3 separate regions of the Mus musculus genome follow, and regions 1 and 2 are each linked to region 3. A link is a loop called in an ENCODE intact Hi-C map of the cell type or tissue named here. Cell type or tissue: left cerebral cortex. All regions are shown on one strand. Region 1 has its middle 13 kb from the start of Kcnt1. Region 2 holds the start of Bmyc (brain expressed myelocytomatosis oncogene). Region 3 holds the start of Camsap1 (calmodulin regulated spectrin-associated protein 1).

The links. Hi-C counts contacts between places; a loop is a spot of excess contacts. Peaks named below come from ENCODE experiments on the same cell type or tissue, not always from the same donor. Only the 100,000 strongest peaks of a DNase experiment are listed, where the experiment ranks them.
Region 1: a loop joins it to region 3, with 7 times the contacts of the local background. A loop is called at or near these places in 2 of 42 quality-filtered maps.
Region 2: a loop joins it to region 3, with 3.0 times the contacts of the local background. A loop is called at or near these places in 2 of 42 quality-filtered maps.

What each region holds. Positions count from the first base shown.
Region 1 is chr2:25,860,995-25,868,994 of GRCm38, forward strand. It overlaps a transcript of Kcnt1 not described here. Among named protein-coding and RNA genes, the nearest start is that of Kcnt1, 13 kb to the right of the region's middle. In left cerebral cortex, CTCF peaks have their summits at 3,437 (motif pointing right) and 4,726; DNase peaks (open chromatin) are centred at 1,384, 2,055, 2,488, 2,953 and 5 more places; H3K4me3 peaks cover 1,540 bases; H3K27ac peaks cover 3,635 bases.
Region 2 is chr2:25,703,657-25,711,656 of GRCm38, forward strand. Bmyc (brain expressed myelocytomatosis oncogene) reads left to right here and starts at 3,223. Exons shown (of 1, transcript NM_023326.2): 1 at 3,223-4,065. The coding sequence starts at 3,270. The coding sequence ends at 3,782. In left cerebral cortex, CTCF peaks have their summits at 3,060 and 4,627 (motif pointing left); DNase peaks (open chromatin) are centred at 2,664, 3,102, 4,645 and 6,246; H3K4me3 peaks cover 2,484 bases; H3K27ac peaks cover 2,004 bases.
Region 3 is chr2:25,977,374-25,985,373 of GRCm38, forward strand. It overlaps Camsap1 (calmodulin regulated spectrin-associated protein 1), which reads right to left and starts at 5,909. Exons shown (of 18, transcript NM_001372499.1): 1 at 5,409-5,909. The coding sequence starts at 5,565. In left cerebral cortex, no CTCF peak of the experiment used is centred here; DNase peaks (open chromatin) are centred at 4,943 and 6,054; H3K4me3 peaks cover 3,976 bases; H3K27ac peaks cover 1,948 bases.

The sequences.
Region 1 (8,000 bases), 120 kb before region 3:
CTATCCCTTGAAGGCTCTGCCTTGACTTGGGGTAGAGATGGGGGACGTGGGCTATGAGTCTCATAAGTTGAACTCTGTGGTGGTTTGAATATGCTTGGCCCCGGGAGTGGCACTATTAGAAGATGTGGCCTTTTGGAGGAAGTATGTCTCTGTGGGGGTGGGCTTTGAGAGACCTTTCTCCTAGCTGTCCGGAAGCTAGTCTTCTTTTTGCCTTCAGATGAAGATGCAGAACTCTCAGCTCCTCCTGTGCCATGCCTGTCCAGATGCTGCCATGCTTCTGCCTTGATGATAATGGACTGAACCTCTGAACTGTAAGCCAGCCCCCATTAAATGTTGTCCTTTATAAGAGTTGCCTTGGTCATGGTGTCTCTTTACAGCAATAGAAATTCTAAGACAAACTCTATACCTTACCTTAAGGGCAGGCTGAGGGCCTAGGATATGAGCAACTAATTTGAGCCACAAGACATTGAATTCTTATAGAAACAGGCAGTTCACTGACGTAGCCACCTCAAAGGAGACAGATGATAGAGATTAACTCTGGGTCCTATCTGTCTCCTAGGCTCTCCCGGGGTCACCCAGGGAAAGAATGAGAAACGGAATAAGAAGTGGACCCCTGAATCCTGGAAGGTGGGCTAGAGCCATGTTCTCTCTCCAGTTGTCCCACCTTTACAGAATCCTCTAGTTGCCCTGCCATGCTTGCCCCAAAGTTCTTCCCAACATGGCTGAGTCCTCCCCACTATCTCCCAAAGCCTGGGACATGCAGTGAACAGAAATATTGACATATTTCAACCACAGCCCTCCTACCATGGGCACTCTCCCAAGAGGCTCTAGGGGCCCTGGTCTGCTTAATAGTCAATTCGAGTTTGTAGGGTGTGGAGGGGCTAGGCACCACTAAGGAACATGAAGGGGGAGCTGGTGGCAGGAGGTCCAGGGGATGCCCACTCACAGCGCCTGCTCACTCTTGTGCACTCTTGTGCAGCAGCACTCTAAGGTTGCAAGAACAGCCTGCCTGTCACTGCTCCCAAACCACAGCTGGGTGGGGGCAGGACCAGGTCTGACTTCAGGTGCATCTCCTTTCCCTGAGGCCCCCTGAAGTAAGCAGAGACTCTCCCCTGACCCCTGACCCCTGACCCCTTGGATCTTGAGGCCAAGAGGGAAAAATTCAGAAGTGCCCAAAAGGTCAGGGCAGCAGAGAGTGCAGCTCCTAGGCACCTGGTGCTGCCTTCCTGGGAGGCTTGCCAAAAGAAATAAAGCCCTGAGCCCTGGCCATGTGCTTCCCCACCTGCCAGCACCTCCCCAGGCCCAGCCAGCTTGTGACTAAGAAATAACAATCAACTCCGCCGATGCTATTAGGAAAATGTTATTTTTCAAGTGCTGCCAGATCCCAGAGGTTGGAGCTGTGATCTGAGAAACATGTGAGTGTTGCCACTGGCAGCCATGGCCTGAGACAGCCACTGAGCATCCCCAGCCTCCAGAGGAAGGGAGTGCCTACACTTGTCAGTGTGCTGGTAGTCTGAGGGTGGGAGGACCAGGGTGGACAATACACCCACTCTTCCCAACTTGAGAATGAGAGTCCAAACTCTGCCTGAGGTAAATGTCCCCTTCATCTTCTACCCCTGTGGCCTACTTTGAACAAACATAGAGCAAACCCCTTCCCCTCAGGCCTTATTTGGAGAAGCTTAAGCAGGTCCAGTGGACTGGTGCTGCGTACTTAAGTGTGAACACTGGCTGCCTTCTTGGGCTCTTTGCTCTTGGCTGAGCCACACTGGGGCACTGCTAAGTCAGGTAGGAGGGAACTGGGCATTCTACCGACTGAATTCTACTGTGGGGTGCTGGAAGGCTAGATTGACAACAGGCTGGGCTGAGGGCCAGGAGCTCTGCCATGCCAGGGTACAAGAAGCATAGGACCCTGGTTAGGTCAGGAGCCCAGTGGACCACAGTCCCCCACTTGTGCCAATGCCCACAGTCCTGTCAGTTCGTGGGTGCAGTTGAGTCTAAGCCTGTTCTCACTTGGTGTGTTTAAGCTGCTTACTGAGTCCTATGCTGTAGGCAGAAGTTTCTACAGATAGCTGCGGTTTGGAGGCTGAAGATAAATGTCCCCAGCTTACTGCCTCAGGAGGCTGGGAACTGGAGCCTGGGGCCCTCTGCCAGCCAGTCTCCAGCTGCTGTGTCTGTTTAGTACAGCTGAATATGGATATGGAGGAAGAGAAAGACCAGAAAAGGCAAAGGGTGGACATACTGCTGGCCGCTGGGGACAAGACCTTCCTGGTGTACATAAGGCTGCCCCAGCATGCTCCACATGTCCCAGTTCATATCAGTGACTCCCACGATTGGGGTAGGAGTCCTTGGAAGTCCAGAGTCGTGAATCTCATCTTTTCTGATTTGTTGGCCCTAGAGGGCCTCCTCTTAAACTGCCTCTTGCCAGTCAGCAGTGAGAGGCTGAGAGGAGGCCTTGGGGGGTGGAGATGCTGGCTCCAGAACCTGAAGAAAAGCTGAGCAACTGGCCTTGGAGCCGACTGTGGGGGCGGGGAGGCTTGCCTGGCTTGAGTCCAGGGAAGAGGAGGGCTCCTATGCCAGCCAACTCAAGGAAGACCAGGGACCTTCAAGTAAACAATGTTCTGGAGTTAGCCATGACCACTCCCATCCGCCCCCCACCCCCGACACACACACACACACACACACACACACACACACACACACACACACACATCTCCTGGGAAAAGAAAAACCTTAAGCCCGCCCGGAGGACCCGGGAGGCGCCCCGCCCCCGCCGAGCTCCGCCCTCAGCCCCTCCCCCTGCAGGTGCTTGTCCCGCCCCCGCGGGGGGTCGCGGAGGCCGGGAAGGGCTCGCAGGGGTCTGCGCGCGACCGGCGAGGGCGCGGGCGGTGAGGGGGCGCTGCCTTGTGCCTGCAGGCGACCCTGCTCAGGGAAAGTCGGCCGCGGGGACGTGCTCCTGGACACCGCCGCCTCACAATGAACGACCTGGACACGGAGGTGCTGCCCTTGCCGCCAAGGTACCGATTCCGTGACCTGCTTTTAGGAGACCAGCCATTCCCGAACGACGATAGGTAAGTGGCGGAGCTGTCCGCGGTGCTGAGTCCCGCACGAGCGCACGCGCACCCTTCACGCCCCCCACCCCCACCCCAACCCCCGCTCTGTCCCAGCAGCCGCCACAACGTTCTTCAACTTTCTCGGTTTCCCTGGATAGAAAGTTTTGGGTGGGCTGGGATCCGGCGCCTCTTCCTGCGGGGACCTGGAGCAGGACGCGGGGGTGCTAGCAGGCTCTGATGCACGGGGGTTGAGGGTGGAGTAGGGGGCTAGCTCTGTCTCCCCGTGCACGTACGTCCGTTCTCATCCCCAACCCCAGCGCTCCACTGATTTGAGGATCAGTCAGATCTGCACGCACGATGGTCGCAGAGCCCCGCAGCCAGCCAAGTAGTCACCAGGGGTCAGTGTCCTTCAGACTCCAGTTTCAGCATGGTCATATTTTCAGAGTGAAGGCGGTATGGCGGTATGACGTTCCCTCACCGCAAATTCTCCTCTGTGCTTTAAGCAGGGGTCAACCGAATGATACTATGGAAATAGCTCCTAAGTGAAGGGGCTTGGCAGGAAGCTGGAAAGAAATGTCTCTTTCTGCCTTTTCCCCAAATAACTCTCTTGGTAAACACTAGTGTTCTTGCTGCCAGCCTCAGGGGAGGTGCTTTCCTTTCAGCAAGGGAAGATGGTGAAGGACACTGGCAGACTTGGAAAGGCTGGCTTATGATCAGAAACTTCTACTTCTGTTCATCACCTTCCCAGGGCTATGTCTCCCCCAACCTTGGACTTGGATGCACTTTCCCCCAAACAACGTAGTTCCTTGAGTTAGGACAGAAAGTACATGAGCCTGCAAATTGTCAGGACACACACTGAGCACTTGAAACAACCAACTGGGAAATCACTACTGAGAACGAATCATGTTTGTGAATAGGTCAGTGTGTTCAGAGCTGGAGTGCATGCAGAGTGAGCTTGATCATTGCTTTGCCTACTGGACCAATGATATTCTAACAGACGTCCCTGGGTGTTCAGAACCATTCATCCTACAGAGCAGGGCAGAGACGTGTGTGCACGGGTGTGTGTTCCAAGTCTTCACTGGTTAGAACCAGGGAGGTTGGATCCTGTGCAGGCATGTCTGTTCTCATGTCTTTTGCTATGTAGCCCAGACTTGCTTTGATTCAGCATCCTCCTGCCTCAGCTCCTTGAGTGCTGGGATTTGCAGCCGTGTGTCGCTGCATCTGGTTTTAGAGATGCATTTTGATGTCATGTTTTCTTGTCTTTTGAACCAAGTGCTACAGTAACACACATACCTGCCTGAGGAAGACCCTGGCTTTGGTCTAGTTAGCAGTGTCTGCTCAGACAGAGAGAAAGATAGGTTGTCTTGGCTCTGCCATCTGCAGGTGGGGACTTCACATGGCAGGGCTTGGGCTTCTGTGAGTCCCATTTCCTGTGCCTGACATCTTAAGTCAGCACCCCCTCCCTCCTGGTGCCTGCTCCACTGGGATTCGGTGAGTTCCGGGAATTAGCAGCTGCGGAGAGTTCTCCCATCCCAGTGCTTGGTAAGAAACGGCATCTGTCTTCCCAAAGTGCCTGGGGCCTGACTGGACAGATGCCAGTGACTAGCTGATGTAGCTGAAAGACTGCCTCCCTTCCTTTCCAGGCATGGATAGTGAAGATTCCTGTTGTCAGCCATAGGGTGGCAGCCACAGTCTGCCTGGTAACAGCTGTCTTCTGCCCTGGGGTGAGAAACTGCTGTTAGGGCAGTGGCACTTTGTGCAATGTTTTTAATTGTGATACATAATGAAACATGAATTTTAAAACAGTAAGATTAAACAAAGCCAGGGTTGGCACAACCCTCGACTCTCAGAAGACAGAACACAACCATCCTGAATATTTCTCTCCCTTCCCTTCCCTTCCCTTCCCTTCCCTTCCCTTCCCTTCCCTTCCCTTCCCTTCCCTTCCAAGTCACTCCCTTATCTCTAAAGCTATCTTAGTATCAGCCTAGTGGGTGAGTCTAGCCTCTCATGACTTTCAGGCTTTGGTCCCTCTGAGCCCCTAGGTTCTCATCACAGGCAGGTAATACAGAAAACTGTGGGCTGAGGTCTGCTCCAGAGCATCTGAGCCCTGTGTGTACACAGACCCAGCACAGACTTCAAGCTGAATACGGAGAGGGCAGAGGAGGTCCCTCCTGCTGCCTGGAACCTGCCCGATGGTCCTGCTGTCACTCCCACCAAAGCTTTGTCCATTCCCTCCCCCTCCTCCATACCTGTCTCCTCTTCCTTCTGCATCATCACTGGTTCTCAAAGTGGACGATGGCACTGGGAACCCTTCTTCACTACTATGATGTTGGCCTAAGCAACTGTGCCATGTGTCTAGGAGGGCTTAGTCAGGGACAGAGGGAGGGGAGGCTCTATCTGCCCTGCTTTCTCCCAGGAGTTCTCTGGAGTAGCCAGCTGGGTCCCAGGCTGCAGGCAATGGGCTTCTGCACCAGGGAGATGTAGCATAGATGTACCCTCACAGCCTGGGGTAGTGGTCTCAGCGGGGGGCTGGGGGGGGGCTGGGCTAACTGTGTCCCAGCACAGGACAGGCTCAGGTTAGATGTTTAGCACCTCCCTCTTTGCCCACTGGTCTTGCCCCACAACTAGCTCTGCTGGGCAAAAGTGGGGGGATATACACCCCGACTCTTGGAAGACTGTAAGCAGGCAGGAAGGGCCGTGTGGGTTTCCTGTTCTCCATAGGAATAAAGCTACTTACTGCTGGTGAGTCACTGCAGCTTCCGAGGCCTTGACAGGGAGGTGCTCAGCCACCCACATGTGCAAATGAGGCTGCACCGCCAGCCTGGGCACTCTTAAGGACACTGAGCACTGCACACAGCCCATGAGGGGCAGAGTTGAGATCTCACCCACACTGGGGCCCATGTTACTGCGGATAAACTCCCACCATCTGTGCTAAGTTCTGAGACCTTCAAGGGGTGGGGAACAGTCAGAGAGAGCTCAGTGGCTCCTGTTGCATTCAAGGTTCTAGACCAAGGCCTTGCCCCTTATGATACCTTACTGTCCCAGCTACGGGAGTCCTGGGCATCTTAAAGAGGTTGGGTATACTCTCCACCCAGAACTACCCCCTCCAAGTTCCCTGATCTGGGGGTGGGAGTATAGACTCACATTCTCCCTGTAAATGTATGAAGACCCCTGAGAGGATGTTATGAGAGGCCTCAGGCTGTGGTGTTGAAGGAGTGTCTGAATCTCAGAGTCTTGTCCTGGTCTGTAAGAGAGACTAAGGCTTCAGTACCACCACTGGCCCTTTGTCTGCAGGATGAACAGGGCACTGCCAGGCTGCTCAGAAGAGCCAGCCATGGGAAGACAGGACCTAGTAGGTCACCACTGGCTGGGCTCTAGGCAGGTGAAAGCAGGTTTGTCCCTGGATTAGTCTGCTCAGTTCAAACCTGAAGGGAAGTCTTCAGGGGTCCAAGGTGCTGCTGCAGACGGCAGGCCAGTGCAGGCCCCATCTGTGCTGTCCCTGGCTCTCAGACAGTGGAGCTCAGCTCACTTCTCTGAGGCAAAAGCATTGAGTACGTTCTGATAGAATCATAAAAAATGGGAAGCAGAAAGTGCCCTGTGGCCAGGGCAGTGGGGTGCCCCCCATTAAGGACAGCCATGGGGAGTAGAGAGCCTGTGGAACCTCCTATCCCTTCCTGTCAGGAACTGAAAGTGCACCAAGTTACCCTTTGGGGACTAAGCTGAACCCTTCTCATGAGATGCAGGCCCTCTACCCAAGTCTCCAACACCGAGATTAAGGAAAGGTGCCTCGAGGGACAGCCCTGCACTCAGAACTACTCACTGAGATTGTTAATGACCATAGAGCTGGGCTGGGCAGTGCTGCTGATGGGGAGGGGCTGAGCTGGGAGTGGAGAACTCCGCTGGATAGCTGGATGCCCACTAAGTGCCCTCCTCATCACTCTTGAACGAGCTTGCCCTCGGGACCAGAGCCTGGCTCCACATCCTAACCACTCCCACAGCTTCCGATGCCCCGTCCTTACCTCTACCCTTGTAGTCTGCCTCTTCTGCTGCATATAACCATTTGGATCCAGAACCCTCACCTCTGCCTCTGCTGGGCAGCCCTGCTTGCACCACACCCCGCCCCACCCCGCCCCACTCTCTGTACATCCCTTCCAGGACAAGTAGCCTCCTATTTGCACCTTGAGCCAGCAGTAGGTGACCAGAGGGCACTGGGACCAGAGTTTGTGCATGAAGCCCTCGAGGGTAGCTCTAAGGTGGGAAGTATTAGGGACACATCTAGTTCTCCTTTGGAGGTTCCTTGGGCCTTGACCAGGAGCCCTTATGGATCCCAAGTTAACACACACAAGCATCCAGTAATGCTTGTTCAGAAATGGAAAAGGAGCTTTGACGATGGAGGGTGTGGCCTGGCTTGAGCCAGGGTGGTAGTGGGTGGGATATGTAGGTCATGCCTGGTCAAGAGTCCAAGGTGACAAAAGGGGTTCAAGAAGGAAGCAGGGTACTACTGGTGATGAGGGATGAGGCAATCAAGGAAAGGCCAGAGCACAGGATCAGAGATGGAGCTAGGAACCCCAGAAAGCACAGTAGCATCTCCAGCACACTCAAGACTGGAGCTACCCAGCTGACTGGGGCTTCATACCTGCCAAGAGCAGACTTCAAGTGAACTGATGGGGCAGGAGATGGGAACTGCCATGGCAGAGGACAGAGCAGGAGATGATGATAGGCCTGTGAGGCCCTGGAGCAAGCTGAGCACTCCTGCCCACTGACTGGCACTGGGTTCTGTCCTGTGTTTTCTGCCCAAGGCTTCTGAACCCAGGAAAACATCAGACGGTGCTGCCTCCCACAGGGACTTCATTTCAAACACCATCTAGGTGCTTCCCTGGCTCTGCAGAGGCTCGACTGATGAACGGGACAGGCTGTGGACTGCTGCCTGACTTAACCTGCACCCTTCTC
Region 2 (8,000 bases), 270 kb before region 3:
CTCAGTGACAGGGGTAGCACAAGAGTGGCTAGTTTCTTCAACATCTCCCCCTCCACAATCCCCTGGGAAAGACAGAAGCAGCTACAGAATCCACCAGCCCTGTTCCCCATTCTAGCCCTCTCCCAGTTTGTCCAAGGATCAGGGTTTGGGCTTTCTCTGTCCAACAGGGACATGATGGGCCACAGTAAGGGAGCAGATGCCCCCTACCCCATATAATCAGTGACAGCTTCAAAGTGCAAAGCCCAGTGGAGGCTGGCTGTCCAGCTTGTCACCTTTTGTGAAGGGTTGTAGAGACTCAGGCTGGTGTCCTTCAGCTCGGTGAGCCTCCGCTCTAACTCCCACGTGACTCATCGTTCTTTCTGAATTCCTTTCCTATCTGGACCCAGTTCTTGCTGGGAGCTATTGGATGTTTTTAAGGTGGGGCCTGAGGTGTCCAGGACACTTGGAGGCAGGACCGGGCCAAGCCGGATCCTACATACCAGGTTCTCTTTTTGCTTCAGACAGGGACTACGCATGGCCTTTAACTGTGGGCCCCAGAACTGCCCCAAGTTCAAATACTTGATATTGTTCTCTGTTGCGATCAGAACATGAGGAAGACTTCTAAGTCCAGCCTCAATATGCAGAGTTGACACCACAGCACATGACAGTCCTCCACCCCGTTTCCTGCTCTCCGGGTCGGTACTGAGGATTCAGGCATGCTACCCTGGATTTGGCATGATAGCCCAGGAGCTAGGACTGTGCTCAGGAGGCATGAGCAGAATTCCAGCAGGACAGGAAGTGAAGAGGCGTCTTGCCTTTCTGCCAGCTACCCTGCAGGGGAGCCGTCTCTGAAACTCCTTGGGCTTAATTTCTGCTGGAAGGAGAGCTTCAGGAAAAGAGACCACTTCTTCCTTCTTGAACTCTGAACCCAGTCACTTCAAAGGCCTCACTGACCAACCAAGCATCTTCTGGCTTACTGAGGATTGTTTGCCCCTTCTGACCTTTTGCAGTTGGTCTGCTCACATGTTAGGGGCTGGGCAGAGAGCAAGATAGAGCCTAGGGCACTTAAAAATGTTGCTATTACACTACTTGTGTTTATGCAGTCTTGCACAAGCCTCGGCCTAGGTGTGGAGGTCCTGGCAGGGCTTTATAGAGGCAATTCTCTTTCCAATTTTACAAGGTCCTGGGGGTCGAGTCAAATGACCAGGCTGTGCATGGCCCGTGTTTGTACTCAGTCATGGACCAACACTGCTGGTACCCAGTCAGGTAAAGAATAAAACATTTCCAGTGTTCACAAGACAGTTGCTACTTAGTTTTAGCTGTATGTACTGTTTTGGTGGCTCCCAACTTACATCTCAAGATAGACATTAAAGGCTCCAGCCAAAATTTTTAAAAAATAACTCCTTGTTAAAATTAAAATCCTAGCACTTGGGAGGCACTCTGTTCACTGAGTTTTAGGCCAGCCTGCCCTGTACATCTGGGACAGTCACAGCTACAAAGTGGAACTGTCTTGGAAACACAAACAAACAAACAAACAAGCAAACAAATTAAAACTCTTTGGGGTAGAGAGATGCTCAATGGTAAAAGCGCTGGCTGCTCTTGCAGGGGTGCCAGGTTTTACTCCTAGCATCTACGTGGCCAGTCCTGGCATTGTCTGTAACTCCAGCCCCAGCTCATGTTCACACAGGCAAAAAAACAATGTGTATAAAATAAGACTAAATGAATCATTAAAAATATTTAAAAAATTAAAACTCCGAAGAGTTAAAAGTAAACACAAAATATTAAGTTACTATTTTTTAAAGTTGGTCTTCTTGAACATGTGGGTGCTGGAAACCAAACCGAGGTCCTCTGGAAGAGTAGCCAGGGCTCTCTACCAGCGAGCTATCCTTCAGCCCCACTCACTTAGAAGTTTAATACAGACCTCAAATATCTATAACAACATATTGTCCAGAAACCAGAAATGTTCTTGAAATCATTATTTTTCCTTTCTAAAAATTTGATATAAAATAAGGAAAGAAAAGAGAAAATAGGTTAGATCTTTTAATTTTTTTTAAAGAATTCTGTGTTATGGATTTTCTTGTTTGTTTGAGCCAAGTTCTCACTATGTAGACCAGGATATCCTGGAACTTACTATGTAGCCCAGCCATGGTAATCCTCCTGCCTCAGCCTTCCAATGTATGAGCTGCCTTGACTGCTTGGCATTATGTAATATTTAATCATAAAGTGTTTTAGAAGTTTAATTCATGCCTAAATTTAATGTGTAGCTCACACATATTTGTATCTACATTTTAGAAAATTTGCAGGAGCCATTCATAGATGCAAGCATCATATACTCATTACAGGTGTGTGGGATGATGCTGGAGATGGTCTCTGTAGTTAAGATCTCTCGCAGAGATCCAGAGGTCCTGGGCCTTAGTTCGCAGCACTCACACAGAGGCTCACACTGTCCTGACACAGTTCCAGGGGATCAGTCTTCCTCTTTGGGTCTCCATGGGGACTGGGCATGTAGGTGATGATGCACTTACATATATGCAGGCAAATCATTCATACACTTAAAATGATATAAATAAATAAAAAAAATAGTGTAGCTTTAAGAAAACCCTTGAAGACCCGAAGCAAGTATGCCACCACAGAGATCCTTGAACGCGGGTTTATTACGGACATTTCCACAATAGCTGTTCCGGAACCAAGGTGTCCATCGTCAGAGGAACGGACAATAAAGATGTGGTTCGTATGTGGAAGTGGAACATTTTCAGTCATAAATGAGAGCAAAGAGTGTCATTTGCAAGAAATGGATGGAATTGGAGAGTATCATATTAAATGAATTAAGTCAGTCTCAGAGAGACAAGATCTTTGCTTTTTTCATCCATGGGTTCTCGATTTCATAGGTACATGAAATCACACGTGTTACAAATGACATGAAAGTAGAAGAGTCACTGGGCGAACGAAGAGGACTGAGAGGTGGAGAGGTAGACACTAGCAGGAAATGAGTGAGAGTATGCGGAGAATAGGTTATCTGCGTCCACGAAAATGTATCCTGTGCACGTAGGATGCAGCGCCTATAGCCCCTCTCCGTAAGGTGGCGCGATACTTTGAGCGTGGCGTCTGGCGACGAGCTGACGCCTCCTCCCTCCGCTGCAGCCGGAGACCGAGCCTGGTGAAGGGACTGTCGGGATTGTCGGAAGTGAGGGTCTGGGAAGGGGAGTGGTTCGGGGCTGCTGCGCAGCGCGCCAGGTTTCCGCAGCAGCCCTGCACCCCTCCGGGTCGCCTCCAAACGCAACGCCGCGACCATGCCCCTCCACGTGAGCCTCGCTAACGGCAACCGCGACCTGGACTATGACTCGGTGCAGCCATACTTCATGTGCGACGATGAGGAGGAGGACGTGCACCACCAGCAGCCGCCGCAGCCGCCAGCGCCCAGCGAGGACATCTGGAAGAAATTCGAGCTGCTGCCCACGCCGCGCCCGTCCCCGGGCCACGCCGGGCTCTACTCGCCTCCCTGCGAAGCGGTCGCCGTGTCTTTCGCCCCCAGGGACCACGACGGTGATAGCTTCTCCATCGCAGACCTGCCCGAGCTGCCAGGAGGAGACGCGGTGAAGCAGAGCTTCGTCTGCGACCCGGATGACGAGACCTTCGTGAAGAACATCATCCTGCAGGACTGTATGTGGAATGGCTTCTCGGCCTCCGCCAAGCTGGTCTCCAAGCTGGACCCCTACCAGGCTGTGCGCAAAGAAGGCACCGGCGTGAGCCTGGCCGCCGACGTGGAGCCTGCTACGCCTCCAGACTGCACCTGCAACACCTGAGCGCACAGCACGGGGGGCTTTGGACTGTAAGCTTCAGCCATGTTAACTGCCTCAAATCCTGGGCGTAAGAGAACCCTCCCCTCCCTCTTTTCTTTTTTAAGCTTGCCACCCTTCCTCACTCCCCTTAACAGATTTGTATTTGTTTAAAAAAGGAATCTTAAAGTATATCAATTTTCCAACATCAGCTGGACCCTTAAGTGTAAATAACATCAATAAAAACGTCTTATCAGTTATACAAGATTTTAGGATATGAAATATAAAAAGGTATATTTTCCTTTCAAAAGCTGATTCTTTTTTATTGTTTAAAGAAAATCAAAGTAATTCGGAAATATGTTGAGCCCATGCTTAAAAAAAAAACAGCTTTATGAAACATAGCAAAATAAGGAACCGAGGAGCTACAGACAATACTACTGCTAAAAGTAGACTAAAAGTAAGAAAGGGGAACTTTATGTGACCAAAAAGGAAAAGAAAAAAGAAAGAGGAAAAGACAAAAGATGAGATAGATGCATAAACAAAGTTAGATAGACTGAGGGGTTTTAAACAATTGATATAATTTTAAAAATAAAATAAAGGTACTACTGAAGCATAGCAAAAAGGTGAATCAGGAGAGGCAGGAAAAAACAAACAAACAAACAAAAAAAACCTCCAGAGTACCGGTGCCTCGCCTCTCTGGCTCCTCTGTCTTTAGACACTGCTGGGTGTATGCGGGGAGGTGGTGTGGTGGTCACCTGAAGTGGAGACTGTCTCTTACAATTTAGGCTGTTGCTGATCCTACAAGAACCAAGTCAACAGCAGAGCTGTGATCATTAGGTACTTTGCTTGAGCAAGTACCAGGGCCCACTGCTGGCCACACTTGACTTTGCAGTCTGAGTCTGGGCAGCCCTCTTACCCCTCCCCCTCCTGAGCTTCTTCAGTTTCTTCACCCAGGAGAAGCTGAAGTTCTAGCTGAGATGAGGGTAGTGTCTTCCAGGTGTGTAGGGAGCAGGGCAAGCAGTCATGGTGCAGAGACGGGTGTGTGGACCTGTCTTCCTACTTTCTAGGCCTGCTAAAGTGGGGTCTGTGACTGGGATTCAGGACAGACCACTGCAGCTCCAGAGAACTCAGACCCCACAGGGGGACACTCAAAGCTCAGTAATGACACATTTGCCAGCCCAGGCTGTGTGCTGCCAAACTGCAGAGTCCTCTCAGTTGATAAGGTCAGCTGCAAGCAACAAGGATGGGGTCCATTCCCCCATGCCCTCCGCTGCAGAGCCCAGCTTCCTGCCAGTGGGAGTCTGTGGGCTCTCAATACCAGTCCCCTATTCTCTACAGCTGCCTCCCAGGCTCTCACCCTGGAGCCCTGTGGCAGGTCTCTGAATTGCCATGGTTCCCTGTTCTTGGCCTCTGAGCTAGATCAGGTTTAAACAAGAGGTTCCTTCTCAGCAGAGATCCTGGCCACAGCCCTCAGAGCTGGGATACTGTTCTCCACATCTGGAGCACCTGGCTAGGAAAGTGACTGCTCCTAACAAGAACAACAGCTGGATTTGTGGTTTGACTTGACTTGAGGATAGACCAACCAGGCTCTGTGCACAAGGCCACCTTGCTGACCTTTGCCTGAGGTTCTGACTCCTCCCTCTAGAATAGCCACCATACTGGAGCTTGGCTTGACTATGGAAAAGGACTAGGATTGGCTCAAGACACCCCAAGAGCAAGTTCTCAGCACAAAGGGGATTGATTTGCCCCAGAGGAACAAGGCAGGGAGTAAGAGACAAAGCCAAGAGCTAGAGGATGAGAGAGAAGCAGGGAAAAGAACAAGGGAGAGGAGGAGGGATGCTTGTCCCGGGGCTGCAGGAGATGGGGACCCATGGGAGATGATGGCAAAGGGCTGCTTCTTGATAGAGAAGGGACAGATGTGGCACAAAGGCAAATGGTGATTTGTAAAGGTAAAATGGGAAACTCAATGTTAGGATAAGGTAAATGATTTTATTTAGGTATGTTAACCAGGGTGCCCAAAGTGGGCTTTGATAGCTGGATTTCAATACTTTGATCGCTGGATCTTAGTAGTCAGCCTAAGGAGGCCAAATAAGTGGTCACGTAAGGGAATGGGTCTTAGTGGCCAGCTTTAGGAATGTAATATAATGGCTTTTAGCAGGGCAGAGGGAATGGGGGAGAGGGCAAGGCCGGCCACAGTCACACTCACCATGCATGGGCTGGCTAGAGTCCCTTCAGCTTGCTTCCTTCTGTTGAATGGCATCTGTTTCTACACATTCCCAGCTGTCCTGTCACTGTCTTCCTGAGTGTCTAACAGGTCCTCTCTTTCTCTGTGAGAGCAGCTCTCTAAATAGATTTTTTCTTATCCTGACTCTTCTTCACCAGGGCCCATGCAGTCACCTTGTTAGCCTTCCTTTAACTGCAAGTTCTGGATTAGGTTTTGACCATGCCAAAGAATTGTAGTCGTTGTTACTCAGCCATTTGTGAAAGTTTTCCATGTTGCCCATCAGTAATTAGGTCGCCTGTTTTGTTCTTGTGCCCTGTGAGCCTCTGGCTGAGGGCCTTCAGCTGGGCACTCTGGGAGTGCCTGCTCAGAGTTTAACTTGGCTCTGAGAACAAAATCACACAGATTGTGTGGCTCACAATCAGAAATTGATTTCACAGTTTCTGAGCCAGAGGAGCCCAAGGACAAGGAGCTGGCAGTTTGATGTTTGCTGAGGTCCCACTTCCTGGCTCTCAGATGAACCACTGGATCTTTACATGGTAGAAGGGAAGAACCCTAGTCCCCTCTGCTCCCTTCAAACTATCAATTACACTATGAGACCTGCACCTCTGAAAGACCCCAACCCCCCCATCCCCCCCCCCCCCCCCCCCCCCCGCTGAATCCCATCTCCTTGAACTGAGGTCTCAACACACAGCATGTAGGTAGACACAAACATCTGGGCCTTTGTGAGGCTCTCTGAAAGTCAAATCCTGTCTGAGCTGTGACAACTAAGACTCTTCCACTGTCCTTCAGATCTTGGTGTCCAGTGGTATTATCCAACCATCTTTGAACTTGCTGCTCACAAACTGTTTCCTTTGATGGGAAAGGCTGGGAGAGGGGGAAGGAGAGGAAGAGGATGTGAGGAAGGGGGTGGGGAGCATGGAGGGGGTTTGAGGAGAGGGAGAAGAGGTGCCAGAGAAGAGGATTTTTTTCCCACAGGAGAGAGATGACCTCTGTGTTGCTACAGGTTCTCCCTGGAGCCAGAAAAGCTGGAGTTATGAATGGCTTCACAGAATTAGACAGAATGATCACAGGACACAAGCCCCCGGAGCTCAAAGTCACCTAAGCAGTTGTGGGTGGAAGAGCTGAGATTCCATTCAGGTGTGCTGGCCACACCCTCACTGTAACTACAGGGCTTTGGGGAGCTTTGATCATCCTCACACCATATTCCCCACACAGAGATCCCAGGATGCAGGATGATAGAGCAAGCTCCAGCAGAGTTGCATGGGGTGGCCTCACTCTACCTGACATACAGAACAGCCAGGAAGCCTCAGGGAACTCTCGGCAGCTCAGTGAAGTGGGACTCGGTCTCTCTTGCTATCAGAAAGGTCAGACTTCTCCAATGGAGGGACCCAGAGTTCAGGGAGTGGAAGCAAAGCCAGACAGGTCTGGAATGCAGAGCCTCTCTCAGGGCTGGGGCTTTCTTCCTCAGGGCAATTTCCATTCCTCCTGAGCTCAAGGGCTGAGCTGTAAAGGGCTATAAGGACATGTGAGAGTTTCCTCTGAGACTGGCACATGCCATCCTGCAGGAAAACTCTTTAAACAGAAAAGTAAACAACTCAAAACACCTCAATACCTCCAATAGGTTCAGGAAGTCCCTGAAACCTACCAGATTCTCACAGCCCCTCTCTGCCAGAGTAAGCAACAAAAGCTTAGAGTTCTTCTCAGAGAAGACTGTTATGCCCTGAGTCCAGGGGAAACCTAGGCAAGCCCAAGAATTTTGAAGTCCTCTACAACTTGCAAAAGAATCTTTTATTCTTTCAAGTCCAGACTCAGATCACATGCCCCGCAGTCATAGGGTAGATGCTGGCATACTATGCTGAGTTCAGAAAGTATTGGGTTTATATACAGTATAGTATAGTTAGGAATTCCCTGAATGCTCACAGTAGAGGGCGAGTGGAGGGCTGTAACCATTTGGTGGGATGGAAGTGAAGCTGGGGGTGGGGATGGGAGGGGTAATGGGTGCCTATGTGTGGTTATCAGGA
Region 3 (8,000 bases):
CAACATAGATGGCACTATGTGCCTTTTCCCTTTATATTTCCTATTCTGAAAAAGAAATAATAATTATGCACACAAAAGCAACTGGATGAAAGTAATCTTGCCTCCATCATGGTCATCCTCAGACAATATGAAAATGGATAGCAAGCAAAGCTATTAAACAACTCTGAGCCAGGTGTGGTGGCACACACCTTTAATCCCAGCACTTGAGAGGCAGAGGCAAGGCAGATTTCTAAATTTGAGGCCAGCCTGGTCTACAAAGTGAGCTCCAGGACAGCCAGGGCTATACAGAGAAACCCTGTCTCATAAAAACCAAAAAAAAAAAAAAAAAAAAAAATGTATACCCAAAGTTAACAATCTAAACCACAGTAGCAACTAGCCCTTCTGAGGGCCAAAGGATTAGCTCACAGATTAAAGACAGATTTTCGTTCTCTGATTAGTATTAACTCCTGGCATCAGGCCAGGAAGGAGGACATATATAAACACAGCTCTAAAAACATGACTTCTCCTACACCGACAAGCACCTGAGCATTTTGCAGGTGGGCATGTGAGGGGAATCCCAACCTTGCAGAGACCAGAACCCGAAGACAGGAGGTTCTCTAAACAACCTGTAGAGGAGTCATGGCACAATCAGCAGGCCCTACAGCATCAGGCTTCTCCAGTTCGCCAAACACTTGAGGCTGCTGGACCCTCCCGCCCAAAAACACCCAACTCACTTGCCAAGAATAGCAAAAGGCTATTTAAAAACAGCCCAGAGCTCGAGAAATTACTCAGCACTTAAGAGCACTGGCCGTTCTTCAGGGGACTGAGGTTCAATTCCTACCATCTACAAAGAGCTAACAACCATACATGCATAACTCCAATTCCAAGGGATCTGACGGCCTCTTCTAGCCTCCAAGGGCACTGGGTATACATATGGTGCACAAGTACATGCAACGTACCCAGACACTTAAAATAAAATATATAAAACCAGCCGGGCATGGTGGTGAGTGCCTCTAATATCAGCACTCCTGAAACAGAGGCAGGTGGATCTTCATAAGTTCGAGGCCAGCCTGGTCTATAGTGAGTTCCAGGACAGGGCTAAAGAGAGAAACCCTGCTTCAAAAAATCTAAACTAGATAGATAGAGCCACAATCTAAACTCATGAACCAGTAGTCTGAACAAATTATAACCTAGAACAACTTGATAACACACTTTTGAACTGGGCCCAGGCAGTAGACTGTTCCCAGGGAAACCTGACCCAGTCCAGGAAAGGCAAGGCTCAGTGAGCAGCTCTAGCCAGCTCCAAAGCTACTGAAAGGGATTCCCAGTAGTGAAGAACTTTTGACCAAATATCACTAAACCAAACAATACCATGACTCTGGCAATATGTTAACTCCTGGAGTTAGGAAAGGGCTCTGCTCCTAACACTGGCTAGGCAAACCAGCTTAAAAGCACTTTGTTGCCAGCAGTGGCTCTAGTTCAATTTCCTAGGAACAGGGTTGCATAGGCCACAGATCCTCATGTGACTCCTTACTCTATAATGTGCTCATTCTGGTGATCGTGGGAGAACAGGAGAGGTAGAAGAGAGGATGAAGAGCAGCATTCTTGGTTAGTAGACCTAACCCCTACAGCCAGGCCACCAGCGCCCGGTCTGTTGCTGGTAAGGGGAGAAAGATGAGCCTCTTGACTGGACCTAGGATTCAGGACAGCTCAGCTCTGGGGCAAAAGGACAAATCAGTTTCTGCTGAGCCTCAAAGCAATCTCCTTGCAAACAATTTAGAGCCTTCTCATCCGGTCCCTGTGTGTGCCACTGTCCTTGAGAGATAAAAACTGGTATTCCCCCACTTTCCCCTGAAACCAAAGCCTAGATAGATACCTCTGAGCTTGCTCAGAGCACAAACAGAATGCAAATCGACCCAAAACCAAAGCCAGGACTGTTGCAGCCCTGGGCTAGCACACTACCCTGGAAAATAAATGCTCCTTTAAGCAGCACTTTGACGTTCTCTATCAATTTTATGCAGGTCTCACACAAATGCTACCATACACTCTTGGAGCTAAGCAGACTTTGCTCCTCTTTGCAGACACATTTAAGTGAACAATTTTCAGCACGCCTAATAAGTTACTCCTAAAAAACAACAAAAAGACTGTTAATGTCACGAAAGAGTTGCCAGAAAGAGAGAAGGAACCTAAAAATAGAAGCACAAGACAGCCCCAAATCTTGGTTGTGGCATGAGTGCAGAATAAATCTTGAGAAAATGTTTCTTCATAACCATAAACCCAAAGCCTGCTAGGGTGAGCTCCACAGCTTGCCACTCACTACAGATAGCAGCCTGGCACAGGGACACAGACTTCCGGGGCAAGTGACAATGGAGTCTCCAGTGGCTAGCCCCACAATTCCACCACACTTTCAACTCCTATACAGAAGAAAAGCTGGTTTCACTTCGTGACTTAACCAAACAGTGCATAACACATAAAACATGCAAGACCCTTTCCCTATGGCCACCCAGACAAACTAAGTTGTCAGTGAAGCATCCAGATGCAAAGAAAGCAGCATGACCAGGACCAGCATCAGAATTTTACTGGGGTAGACGGGGTGTCCCTGTGTACCTTGCCAAAATGTGTACCTTGCCAAAACTCCCTCTTCACCCATGTTCCTGGAAGACCCAACTCCAGGCTGGCAGAAGTAAATTCACACCAGACTACGAACAGCACAAGCACCCCTCCAGCTTAGACAGCTTGCTCATATGAATTAGGGCCTCCCAAATTCTGAAGCTGAGTATAGAAACCTCATTTACCCCAGCAAATGGAAAGAAACTAGACCTCCTAACACTCACGTCATATGCATGCTGCTAGCAGAGGCATGCCCTCAGGTCATGGGGTCACCTAGGCTCAGACCCACGCTGGGCCTCAGTCTTGCTCTTCCAGTCTTCAAATGAGCACTCTTAATAATTCTAAAACCTTAAAGCCCATTTTCTCCATTATTTGATGAGGCAACCAGATCTCACAAGTAATCTGGTACTAGAATAAAACTAAACCAGTCAGGTGCCAACACTGAGAGAGAAAAACTTATCTCTAGATACCTTACCCCCAAGCTGAATGCTAAGGCTACACAAAACTCAACACGCTCACCCTGTTAAGGAAACAGAATCTAAGTAAACTATCTCCACATGCCAGCCTTAAAAAAAGAAGGCAGCTCAGCAAGAGTACTTGCCTAGCAAAATCCTGAGTTCCACCCCCAGCACGAGGGTTAAAACAATACATATACACAGGAGGTCCACCCCCAGCACACAGGTTAAAACATACATATACACAGGCGTGAAAACTTGTAGAAAGAAGAGGAACTATGCCCAAGAATGCACCATGACAAGTGGTGGGCTAGCCTTGGCGAAATACTACCAATGGAGAAAATGCTGGGAGTTAAGATGAACCTAAGAACAACTAGAGGGTTGGAGAGATGGCCCAGTGGTTAAGAGCAGTGGCTGCTCTTCCAGAGGACCCAGGTTAAATTCCAAGCACCCATGTGGCAGCTTGCAAGTGTCTGTAACTCCTTATCCAGGGGATCTGACATCTGTCACACAGAAATACATGTAGTCAAAAAAAAAAAAAAAAACAATGCACATAAAATAAAAAATTGTGAAATATAAAAAATGAGCACACGCCTTTAATTCCAGCACTCAGGAGACAGAGGCAAATGGATCTCTGGGAGTTCAAAGTCAGACTGGTCTACATAGGAAACTCCATAGCAGATACTGTCTCATTAAAAAAAAGAAAGAAAAAAAAAAAAAAACCTGAATGCTAATAGCTTAGAGTAATGCCAAGCAAACAATAAGAAACATAAGGTGGGAGATGGGCAAAGTGTGGAGCTAGCAAAGAGAATGGCCAGTGGCCAGACACTCATTCGCTGCTCTAGGTAGGTAGCAGACACCTTTTCTCAATTGCACTTTTTTTGGGGGAGAAAGGGGGGTTCAAGACAGGGTTTCTCTGTGTTGCCTCCCGGGTGTTGGTATTAAAAGCTTGGGCAGCTACCACCCAACTTCTTCAATTGCACTTTTTTAAGTAAGGTAAAGCCCTGCACTGAATAGAAACAGTGACCAAGAATTATAACACTGAAAACTATAAAAGAATTTCTTCCTCACTGCTAGTTTTATACCACAGAAGTAAATTTAAAATAAAGCAGTTTATTTAATCCCAAGACTCACAAAACAGTTTGTTCTTATGACTAGTTGGAGGCCACTGTCACCGAGCACACCTGCTTAGCAAGTTTTCCAAAGTGGTCACCTAACCCTTTCCTGAAAGGGTTATCTCAGTAACCCAAGTCTTCAGGTAATGTTTTTGCCAGCACAAGGGTAATTTATGCTTCATTTATCATAGTTTTATGCCTAAAACAAGACACCTGCCCTGATACTAGAGCCTCCCAACCAACTCATTACCAGCACTATTTGGTCTGCAATGTTCCCAGAGCACCAAATCAGAGAATCCTAATCCTACTAAGCATATTAGGCTTCATAAACAAGGTTACCTTGCTCTTTACAACAGGAATTAACCAAAGGAGATGATGGTTTCTATACAATCTGTATTACACATAATGTATCTTTGGAGTATCCAATAACTTCTGTTCTGTTAAGTACCAAATTTCATAATATATAAACCAGATTGGCTGGAACTCTAGTTTGAGACTAAGTCTCAAACTATCCAGCCTTCTAGTCACCCTGATGCAGTAAGGAACAGCTAAGCAGTGGTTATTTAGGTAAGAGTCTTTCTTGGACTTAGAGGACCAGTCCAATTGCCAGAGAATAACACTGCACATGATAGGCACCCTCCACCCACCGAGACTCAGAGAGCATGGATGACACGCGAACACAGTCCCATGCCTGGACCGACCCTGGGCTACCTCAGCGCTCGCTCACCTGGGCCGCCGCCAGAACAGCAAGACTTGAACTGACACCACGCGAAGGCGCGCCTTGGCCCTGTCACCGGCCTCATTCTCAATCTTGGCTCTGTCTCCATTCCTTGTCCCTAGACCTTACAACCTCCTCCCGTGCGTCTCATCCCCCCAAGACCCGTCAGATCCCCTCTGGTCCCAACCTGCCCCGTCTGTCCAACGTCCGAAACTCTCTGCTCTCATCCCCCAGCATGTCAGTCCCTTTTCTGACCCCTCTGGTCTCATACCTGGTCGTTTCCGTCGGTCTCCCTCTGGTCCCATTCTGCGGCCGTCGCGTTCCCCTCTGGTCCCATCCCCCGTCGTAGTCCGACCCCAGTTCTGGTCCCATACCCCGGCTCCTATACCCGTCCGACACCTCCCGGTCGCATCCGAAACCAGTGCGTTCCCCGTCGGCTCCCCTCTAGTACCATCCTGGAACCGGATTCATTCCCCGTCCGTCTCCCTGTAATCCCATCCCCCGACCCCGGACCCCGCCGCGCCCGCCCACCTAGGCCATAGGCCTTCGCACAGATCCACTGCAGGTTGGCGGCGATCTTGGCCCGCGCCGCGTCGTAGCGGTCCAGCGGCACCAGGTCGGCGCCCTCCGGGGGCGCCTCCATCCTCCTCCAGCCTTCGGCGGCACAGCGACCGCCCGCGTCCACCATCTGCAGACAAAGGCCGCGGCAGCCCGGCCGCAACAAAGACGCCGCCGCCCTCCCGCGCCGCCCGCCCGGGCGCACGGCCCTTACTTCACGGCCGCCGCCGCCACCCAGGCTGCTGCATGCTGCGGGCGCCGAGCCGAGGCCGAGAAGGCGCCGAGCGGGCCGGGCAGGCGGCGGCGGGCAAGCGCCGGCCGAGGAAGGCGCGGGGCAGGCGCGGGGCAAGCGCGGTGCGAGCACGGGCCGGGGGCGGTGGCGGAGGCGCGTGCGCGGCCCAGGAGAAGCGGCAGCTGAGGCGGCGGCCAACGGGTGGGAGCTAACGCGCCGCCGCCGCGTCACGCAGGCGCACTTACCGCCCCCCGCAGCCCCACCTTTCTCCGCAAGCGCAGTAGGCACCGCCCGTAACACCGCCCGCTCGCCCCGCCCTCCTCCTGAAGGCTCCGTACCTGTCCCCTTCTTCAGATGCTCTGGGTACACCCTCAGCCCCGCCCCCAGCCCTGGTCCTGCAGAGTAGGCACGCCCCTCTAACCTAGCCCAGTCCGTGTCCTTAGTAGCTATGGACACACCCTCGGCCCCGCCTCTACTTCGTCCTCAAGGCTGCATACACGCTAGTCCATCCGGCCCCTCCCCGCCCACCCCCCGGCACAGTGGACACGCCCCTGTCCGGATCCCGCGCAGGCGCAGTATTCTCTTCTGAGGGCTAGCCTGTTTCCTAGCAACTTGAGAGACTAATCTCTGGCCTTGATTGAGCCTCAGTCCTGTGTGCAGAGACGTTCGCCTCTACCTCTGGCAAGGCCAGCTCTCTGAGAACTGAGCGCCCTTAGAGTCTGCACCGGTGCTGCATCTGTGGACTGAGATGCCAAGACGTCTCCGCCCGGACTGGCAGAAAGTGGGCGTCGCAGAGTGTGTGCGGCTCGAGAACTGCGCCTGAGATTAGCCCAGAGAAACAATCCCCGCAGCTCTCGGGAGTCCGGAGCAACCGCGAGCTCCGCCTCCTCCTCCTCCTCGGTGGGCACTATCAGATCTCTCAACCAGTTTTGGCATCTAAGGGAAATGGATGCCAGCCTAGGACCATCGTCGCGTGTGACCTGCATTTTAGTGCTTGAAAGGAGCAATAGTATATTTTTGAAAACTGGGTGCGGAAGGAGAAAGATGTCACTGAAGAGCGGACTGTGTGCGCACCAGCCCCTGGGAAGGCTCAGGAACCCTCCGGCCCGGGCGTGGGTGACCTTACTAACCATCATCTGCAAACTTCAAGGTGTTTAACTTCTGTCATTGCCAGAGCCGCCCTATGTATGAAGAAGGCAGTGTGTAGAGTGGATGTTGTACAGGTAGCTGTCCCTCAAGTCCAAGTGCATGTATGATGTAGTCAGAAAGAGCCGCGGATGAGCCTGGGCATGGTATCCCATGATTGTAATCCCTGCAGTGGGGAGACTGGAGGCAGGAGGATCTAGATGAAATTCAAGGCCGGCTTCAGCTACTGGAGATGAGACCCTGTCTCAAAAAACAAAACAAACAAAAAATGGATAGTGGCCTCATGTGGCAAGTATCTTGAACCCAGCACTTGGGAGGCAGAGGCAAGTGCATCTCAGTGACTTCAGAGCCACCCTGTTTCTAATCGAGTTCCAGGTCAGCCAAAACCACATAGTGAGACCCTGTTTAAAATAAAATGAAATAAAAATTGGTTAGGGCTGGGTACCCATGGAGAGACCGAAGAGAATGACATTTGGGCAGAAAGGAGTAAAAAGTGAGCCTAGTGTCTGTCCGAGGAGCAGTAGACTGGGCTGCTATGGTAGGCTGATCTAAACCCCGGTGTGTAAAACCAGCAAGGCTCAGACTTGGGGCCAAAGGTGGTGGGACAGCAGAACTTGGCCGGACTGGGATGGGGCCGGGGGGGGGGGGGTGGAATGCCAGGTAGGTAACAGGACAAACCTGAGAATATAGGAGAGAGAAGAAAGGGGGCCAGGGATGGTGGTCTGATGTTCTGGCTTTGTATTCTGCAGCTCTGAGGAATCCATTTGCTAGTTGAATGGTTTCAGACATGTTATCTGTGGGTAAAGAGCATTCTTACCTCCTTCCTGCCTTGTCTAGAGCCCCAGTGCCCTGTGGAATAGCAGGGGAAAGCAGACCCCTTGTCTTGTGATCTGGTGGAAGCATCCAGTTTGCACTGACTGTGATGCTGTTCGGTTTGATGGGTGTCTCTTATCAAGCTCAGAAAATCCATCCATTGTACATCTGTGTGGTGCTTTGTTTTGTATCTGGTGGTCATGTAGAGGCTTTTAGTCTGTCTGTCGTTTATAACATTGTCTGGTGTTCAGATACTGTTCCTCCCCTGTAGTCTGGAAGAAATTCCACTTGGCATGGAGCATAGTCCTTTTTATACATACATACATACTACCTAGCTTTGTTTACTGTGTCTTGAGTGTTCATGGCACGTTGTA